Linked DNA regions of Mus musculus: region 2 is linked to region 1. A link is a contact called in ENCODE POLR2A ChIA-PET data. All regions are on one chromosome and are shown on one strand. Each heading gives the region's core, a stretch centred on a gene start or an enhancer-like site at or near the end of the contact. The rest is flanking DNA. Distances are from core to core; before and after follow the strand shown.

Region 1 (3,774 bases), core at 218-2,717:
CCTTATTTTCCAAATCTACATGCTTTCCTTACAACACTGACTGCCCTGTTTGCATTTGGGCTTTGTTGACAGTACTGTGAGCTCCACATAGCTGTTGCCTATTTCTCTCCTCCCTCTCTCCCTCCCTTCTTCCCTCTCTCCCTTCCCTTCTTCTTCCTCCTCCTCTTCCTACCTCCCCCCTCCCCCTCCAGGATTTCTGTGTTACAAGCCCTGGCTGTCCTGGAACTAGCTCTGTAGACCAGGTTGTCCTTGAACTCCCAGAGATCTGCCTGCCTCTGCCTCCCAAGTGCTGGGATTAAAGGCTCGAGCCACCTGTACGACTGTCTGCCTGCTTATCTGTTTTTGTGTGCTGTACTCCGTTAACATGGTTTTTGACATGAGCTTCTTTGCAAGGATTCAAATCTCAGACTCAATGTGTGTTAGCTCAGCATCTGTTTCCTAACCTGGTAAGGGAAACTCTGTCTATTTCACCACCCCCCACCCCAGTCACATTTCCTTTGTCCTCAGTCCCTCTACTCCATCCAATCAATAGCCTCATCCTGTCCTCTCTGCCTTTCTAATAGCTCTTGGCTGTGGCTTCAGTTCTGAGTGTCTTAGCACCTCCTAATGATGATCAGTCTGTCTCCCTCCTCATCCTCCCCTCTGCCCCACCCAAACCCATCATCCTCACTGCAGCTGATGATGGCTCTAAGATGGAAACCTGATTATTTCGCCTTTGCTTCCACATCCCAAATTCTGGTTCAAGCTCTCTAATGTTATATGTAAAGTCCTCTCTGACCTCACATCTTCTCCTCCTCATCGACTTCGCCCTCCTTGTTGTCCTCCGTTCCAAATCCAAACTCCATCTATTTTGGGCACATGGGTTTCTACAAATATTTGATTCAAATTTATATTGTTAATGCATTTAAATCATCCAAGCAGCTGTAAGTGAAGGTATTCATGCAAACCTATAACCTATTATGCTTATATGCACGGAGGACCATCAATGCATTAATTTGTGAATTCTCTGCATGAAATCTTCATCTTTTTTTTTTTTTTTGGTGACTATTCCTGTTAATGCGCACATGCCATTGATTAGAGAAGTTAGTAGTTTCCATAAGCAATTTCTTTTTCTTTAAAGCTCAGCCATTTCTATGTTGAATCACACAATTGGGGGGAGGGGCGGTTCGAGCCTCTCAGAACCAGTATAAGCACATCACTGTGCCTTTTGCTGAGTCTTGCCTCTACAGACTTGGCAGTGAATGGCCTGGAGCTTGCTATCAGTATTTAGGTGGAGGTCAAGCTGGTCATGTGCTGCTGTGGTCTAGTTGAATCCCTAAAGACATGAATGGAGATAATGCTGATTTCACTGGGTTAAATTCCAACAAGAGGTGTTTCGGGCTGCTCACAATGGATTTGGAGGTGGGGGGAAAATGAGTTTGTCCTTGTCCCTTTTGGCCACAGTGCTGGTTGGATTCCTGAGCGTGCTAATCATTGTCCTGAGTGGCGCCGGGCTTTAACCTGGTGCTTATCAGCTCCGGAGCTGAGGAGACCCGGCTTTGTCTCTCCAAGATTAGATTGCTACAGCCTCACTGCGTAAGGCGTGTGGAAGTGGGTGGGTAAGCCCTAACTTCCTACAGCAAAGGCCACCTAACTTCCTACAGCAAAGCCCAGACCTGGATAGAACAAAGGGCCAGGACTTTCACCCAATGACTTGCCAGCACCGGACAACTAACTGGGGCCTTTCCTGTCTACACCTCTCTGGAGCCTTTTATCCAGCAGCCCTTTCGGCTAAGGAACTCTGATTTCTCTTGAGATAAGACACTTACTGCCTGACTCAGGTTTCTGCTTTTCTTCTTTTCCATCCCCGTCAGTTTTTTTGTTTTGTTTTGTTTTTGTTTTCGCTGTTTTTTGTTTTACGAGACAGGGTTTCTCTGTGTAGCCATGGCTGTCCTGGAACTCAGAGATCTTCCTGCTTCTGCCTCCTGAGTGCTGGGATTAAAGGTGTGTACCACCACGCCCGGTTCCGTCAGTCTTTTATTAACCTCATAGGCTGGTCTGCCACTATGGGATGGTCCATCTTGTTCACCATTGAGCTTTTAGAGTCTGAGCCCCGGGCCTGGCAGTCCTAACAAGCCAGTCCTGGACACTGTGCTCAAAAGACTAATTAAAAAGACAAGCAATGGTGAAAACTCACCAAAGAGAGACGAATCCAATGTGGCCACATCAGGAAGATGAGCACAGAGTCCAGTGCCCTCTCCCACCGAGTCCATCTTCAGGGTCCCAACAGGAAGATCTTTATATACAGGGTTCTTGTATTTAGGTTCAAACACAAGGCAGTAGGTATACATACCTGCGTTCTTGTATTTAGGTTTAAACAAACACAAGGCAGTAGGTATACATACCTGGGTTCTTGTATTTAGGTTTAAACAAACACAAGGCAGTAGGTATACAAACCTATGCAGCCTCAGTTTGGGGGTGGTGCTATCTGTCACCAACCCATCATCTCTTACTTCCCATCTGTCCTCCATGGTGGTCTGACAATTTGTGACACCCCACACCCCGGCAGCAGCCAAGCCTTTGGTCACCTTGTTCTCCCTTCCTGTTTCAGCCCGTGCTAAACTCTGGTCTTGCTCTCTGACCTTGGCAACAAAATAATGTTGTATTTTCCCAAACCTCTCTCCACAGTCTCCCGCCAGTCAGAAACACCAACTATCAACTGCCTGAGACACCATTAAAAGCCACATCCCGGGTTTGGGGAGATGACTCAGTTGGTGCAACCCTTGCCATGAAACCCTGCATGGGGACCTGGGCTGGTCCTCAGCAGATGAGCATCCAGGCAAAAGGCCAGCGTGCCAGTGTGGCAGCGGGCGTGCGCCTGTCATCAGAGCAGCCTGGAGAGGGAGACCTGTCGAGAGCCCCGGGGCTTGCTGCTAGGCGGGCCGGCTCAGTTGAATTGGTGAGCTCTGGTGAGAGAGCCTGTCTCAGAAAACAAAGTGGCTAGGAACGAATACCAACTCTGAACTCTGACCGCTGCACGCATGTATGCACAGGAGCACACACATGGACGTGTACAACGCACATACACCTCGAACACACACAGATGTAATAAAAAATAAATTAGGGAGATAAAATTCATCTACTCACTGCTGCTCCTTGGACTCCTATGAAATTCCCTTCCTGGGTGTATCGATCTGCAGGGTGAGCTGGCTACATCACAGGGCCTGGTAATAAACTGTTTCTCTTCTCTTTCTTCCTTTTTTTCTTTCTTCCTTCTCTCTCTCTCTCCCTCGCTCTCTCTCTCTCTCTCCATGAACCCAAGGAAGAGGTGTGAACTCCAGCTAGTAGCAAGGTGGGAGTCTTATCTGTCCACTATACACGGTGTGTATTGCCTTCTGACCTAAAAAGAGCAGTAGCCAGTGGCCAGACAAAGAAAGAAAGATGGCGGCCTTCCTGAGCCTCAAGTCAGCTTGCTCATGAGCAAATTGCTGTCTGCTGGTTCCTGACCTCCTCTGGGCATTTTACAGGCCGATGAGCTCATGCTCATAAAGAAAGAGTGCAAGCCTTTCACTGAGGTATAATTAATAATCATCTGATAAGTGGATAACAATAATAATGGTGACGTCATCCCTTCCTCCACTTCTGCTCCTGTTGTGTAATAGTAATACCACGAGCTGATGTCCTCCTAGTACACTCAATTAGATGAGCGTCCTCCAGAGCAAGCTTACTCACAGCCAAGTGCTGTCTTGCGTGCCTCATTGCCCTCTCCAGGGTAGCCTAAGGGTACTGAACAGG
Region 2 (4,003 bases), core at 1,044-3,543, 140 kb after region 1:
AACTAGAACAGAAACAAACCGCTCTCAAACAACCCTTTTCACCTCAGCTTAAAAAATTTCCTGGGTGAGATTTACATTCTTGGTTAGAAGCAAAGCCCTGCTTTGAGAGGTTTTGACATGTAATACTTCGGAGGCAGCTAACAGAAAATTGTCTCCAAGCAAACCTACCTAAATCCATGAAATCTAGTTTTAGTTAAAAAGAAAAAAGGGGGGGGGCACTTTACCAGTCTTTTTGCTTTTCTAGCCCTAAAAGGCATTCTTTACAAATTTCCTTTAAATTCCACTAAAACCAAGCCCTAACCTTTTACCTCTCTAAGGGCCACAGCAAGGACACAAAGACAATAAATGGCTGGAGGGAAGCTCCACCTGTTGGTTGGTTAGCTGGCAGGGCCGGCTAGCTTCTTCCCACCCGATAAGGAAGGACAGCAAGGATCACTCCCTTTTGTAAGAGCCTTCCCTTGGAGGGGCTTGGGAGATTCCCTGCAAACATCCGTGCCACATGCTAGCAGTCTCGACCCTGCCCGTCGAAGGGCGAGGGACCGCGTGGCAACTACCACCGCTCTGCACAAAAGGTACCACTGCTGTGGGGGAAGACACCCGATTCTATCGGGGCATCCCCGGAAGGGGCGAGGGCGGTGCGGGTCGAGGGGGAGGCCAGGTTGCTGCTTGGAGAAGGAGGAGGAGGAGGGTTCCGCCACGCGCCGAGGAAGAAAGCCTGACTCATGTCGTGGCAGCAGCGGAGGGCTCCTGGGAGCTGCAACTCGTGATGCTGCTGTTGCTGAGGAGAAAAGCCTCATTACCCGTTCCGCAGGCCGGGGCGGGGGAGCCACCGCCCCAGGGCGCGCACACCCGAGACCTAGCGCTCCGCACCCGCCTCGCCGCCGGGGTCCGCGTGGGAGACAGCAGCGGACACGCCTAACCTGCGCGCACGCGCGCGGCGTGGTTCCCCCCCCCCCTCCCAGCCCCACCCCAGCCTCTCCACGCGACCCGGATTCGCTCGCTCGCGCGCCCGAGTGCCCCACCCCCCACCGCCCTCCGGCGTCGGCGACTCCGCCGGCCTTCGGTAATTTCCGTGGGAGACGGAGCCGAGAGCTCGGCGCGGACCGAAGACAGGCCACCTCCCCTGGTCAGACCCGGCTTTATGTCTGCAGCGCCGGCGCGCACGCGCAGACGCCATCTTCCCTCCTCTCCTCCACGACCCCTCCCCCCTGCCACCTCCTCCTCCTCCTTCTCCTCGGTCAGAGCTCGACCCTCCTCCTCTCGCGCTGGGGCGCTGGTCCCTCCTCTCTTGATGCCGCGAGAGACCAGGGGATACGGAGCAGCCCGAGAAGAGCACTAGTAACAACCATCACAGCCCCCTCCTCGCCCGACGCCCTCCCACTCCCCCGCCCCGCGCCGCCACCGACCAACCCCACCTCTCATTTCTTTGAACGGCGTCGGCTGCAGCCGCTGCACCAGCCCCGTCTGGCCGCCACCGCCGCGAAAAGGAGCCACCGCCGCCCGCGGCCCCCTCCCTCCCTCTCTCCCTCCCTCCCGGTCGCGGGAGCAGCTCGGTGCCGAACCAGCCGGCGGGCCGAGAAGAGGACGCGAGCTCGCCCCTCCGCTCCCGCGCACGTCCCGCCGCCCGCCGGAGCAGCCCGGGCGCCGGCGCCCTTCCTCTCCGAGGACGTGTGGCGAGCCGAGCGCCTGCCCCGAGGGAGGAAAATGCTCGGGCTCCATGGCTGCCAGTGATGGAGCGGTCCCTGGGCTCCCGCTGCTGCTGCCGCCACCGCCGCCGCCGCCGCGCCCCGGCCGCGCTCCGCGAGGATCCGGCGTCTCTGCGCGCCCGCCCGCGCCTCGTTGCTGGGCTCACCGTACCGGGCGCCCCGCCACCGCCCCGCTCGCAGCCGCGCCGCCCGGGCCCCAGCCGCGGCCAGCCTTTCCTCCCGGAGCAGCCGTCGCGAGCCCAGGGGGTTTGAGAGGGGCCGCGGGCCGTGGGGGGAGGCCCGAGCGGGGCCGGCCGCGCCGGCAGGGGAGGTTGGAGCGACGCTGAGCTCAGGGCTCGCCGGCGGCCGCGGCGCCGGGGGTGGCGAGGGCCGGGGCGACCGCTCGCTCCGCGCTGCCTCGGTGCAGGACGAGCGGAGGGGCTTTTGCAGCGGCCGTCGCCGCGGGAGGAGGGGGTTGAGCTGGCTCCGGAGTTGGCCAAAGAAGGTGGGCATTTCTCGCTTCTCCTCGCCTCCCCCGCCCCCTCCTGGGCTCCCCTCCCTCCCGCCCCGCACCCCACGTGAAGCGGAATATAAAGGGGGGTGTGTGACTGGAGGGGGAAGTGAATGGCGAAGGACTGAAGGGGTCCCCCTTCGGTTCCCCAGCCACCTGGTTCACCCGGTTCATCCTCCCTTCCCGAAGTTAGCCCTCGAAGGCACGAGCAGCCGGCGCCTTCGGCAGAGGAGGAGGAGGAGGAGGGATCGCGTCGGGCGGAGCTTCAGGTCCTGTTCGTCTCTCCGGCTTCTCCATACAAAGATTACGGTGCAGAAGGAAATTGCACTTGCCTCCTCCGCCCCCCGGTACCCAGCACAATGCACCAGCCGCCGGAGTCCACCGCCGCGGCGGCCGCTGCTGCAGACATTAGTGCTAGGAAGATGGCGCACCCGGCAATGTTCCCTCGAAGGGGCAGCGGTGGTGGCAGCGCCTCTGCTCTCAATGCAGCAGGTACGGGCGTCAGTGGTGCTGCTCCATCTTCTGAAGATTTTCCTCCTCCTTCGCTGCTCCAGCCGCCGCCTCCTGCTGCATCTTCCACGCAGGGACCCCAGCCTCCGCCTCCACAAAGCCTGAACCTCCTCTCGCAGGCTCAGCTGCAGGGACAGCCTCTTGCGCCAGGCGGAACTCAGATGAAAAAGAAAAGTGGCTTCCAGATAACTAGCGTTACTCCGGCTCAGATCTCTGCCAGCATCAGCTCCAACAACAGCATCGCGGAGGACACCGAGAGCTACGACGATCTGGATGAGTCGCACACGGAAGATCTCTCCTCTTCCGAGATCCTCGACGTCTCCCTTTCCAGGGCCACTGACTTAGGTGAGCCTGAACGAAGCTCCTCAGAGGAGACTCTGAATAACTTCCAGGAAGCTGAGACACCTGGGGCAGTCTCTCCTAACCAGCCCCACCTTCCTCAGCCTCATTTGCCTCACCTTCCACAACAGAACGTTGTGATCAATGGGAATGCCCATCCCCACCACCTCCATCATCACCATCACCCTCATCATGGGCACCACCTTCACCATGGGCACCATCATTCATCACATGCTGCTGTGGCCGGTCCATCCATTCCCGGAGGGCCACCCTCGAGCCCAGTGTCCAGGAAACTCTCTACAACTGGAAGTTCTGATGGTGGTGTGCCAGTCGCACCTCCTCCTGCAGTACCATCGAGTGGCTTACCAGCATCAGTGATGACGAACATCCGTACTCCAAGTACTACAGGAAGCCTAGGTATAAATTCGGTTACTGGCACGAGCGCTACGAATAATGTTAACATTGCTGCTGTGGGTAGTTTCAGTCCCAGTGTGACGAACAGCGTGCATGGTAATGCTAATATAAATACAAGCAATATCCCTAATGCTGCTAGCATAAGTGGTGGGCCTGGAGTTACCAGTGTTGTTAATTCGAGTATCTTGAGTGGCATGGGCAATGGTACCGTTTCTTCCTCTCCTGTTGCTAACAGTGTCCTTAATGCAGCTGCAGGTATCACTGTGGGAGTGGTTTCCAGTCAGCAGCAGCAGCAGCAGCAGCAGCAACCAACAGTTAACACATCGAGGTTCAGGGTTGTGAAGTTAGACTCTACTTCTGAACCCTTTAAAAAAGGTCGATGGACTTGCACAGAATTCTATGAGAAGGAAAACGCTGTGCCAGCTACAGAAGGCGTGGCCGTCAATAAAGTGGTGGAGACGGTGAAGCAAACCCCCACGGAAGCATCGTCCTCGGAGAGGGAGAGCACTAGTGGGAGTTCTGTGAGCAGTAGTGTGAGCACACT

What was found. ChIA-PET counts read pairs that join two places held with the same protein, here RNA polymerase II (POLR2A).
Region 2: POLR2A ChIA-PET joins it to region 1 with 71 read pairs in Patski. The contact joins the promoter of Tsc22d1 here to the enhancer-like site in region 1. POLR2A ChIA-PET finds 5 or more read pairs at or near these places in 4 of 5 experiments (Patski and embryonic stem cell).

Annotation. Positions count from the first base shown.
Region 1 is chr14:76,275,289-76,279,062 of GRCm38, forward strand. No RefSeq gene overlaps it. Among named protein-coding and RNA genes, the nearest start is that of 2900040C04Rik, 26 kb to the left of the region's middle. Within about 2 kb of position 1,468, at least 1 of the 3 ENCODE cell types and tissues checked has a DNase peak (open chromatin) inside an H3K27ac peak, as active enhancers do.
Region 2 is chr14:76,413,528-76,417,530 of GRCm38, forward strand. Tsc22d1 (TSC22 domain family, member 1) reads left to right here and starts at 2,294. Exons shown (of 3, transcript NM_207652.3): 1 at 2,294-4,003. The coding sequence starts at 2,556.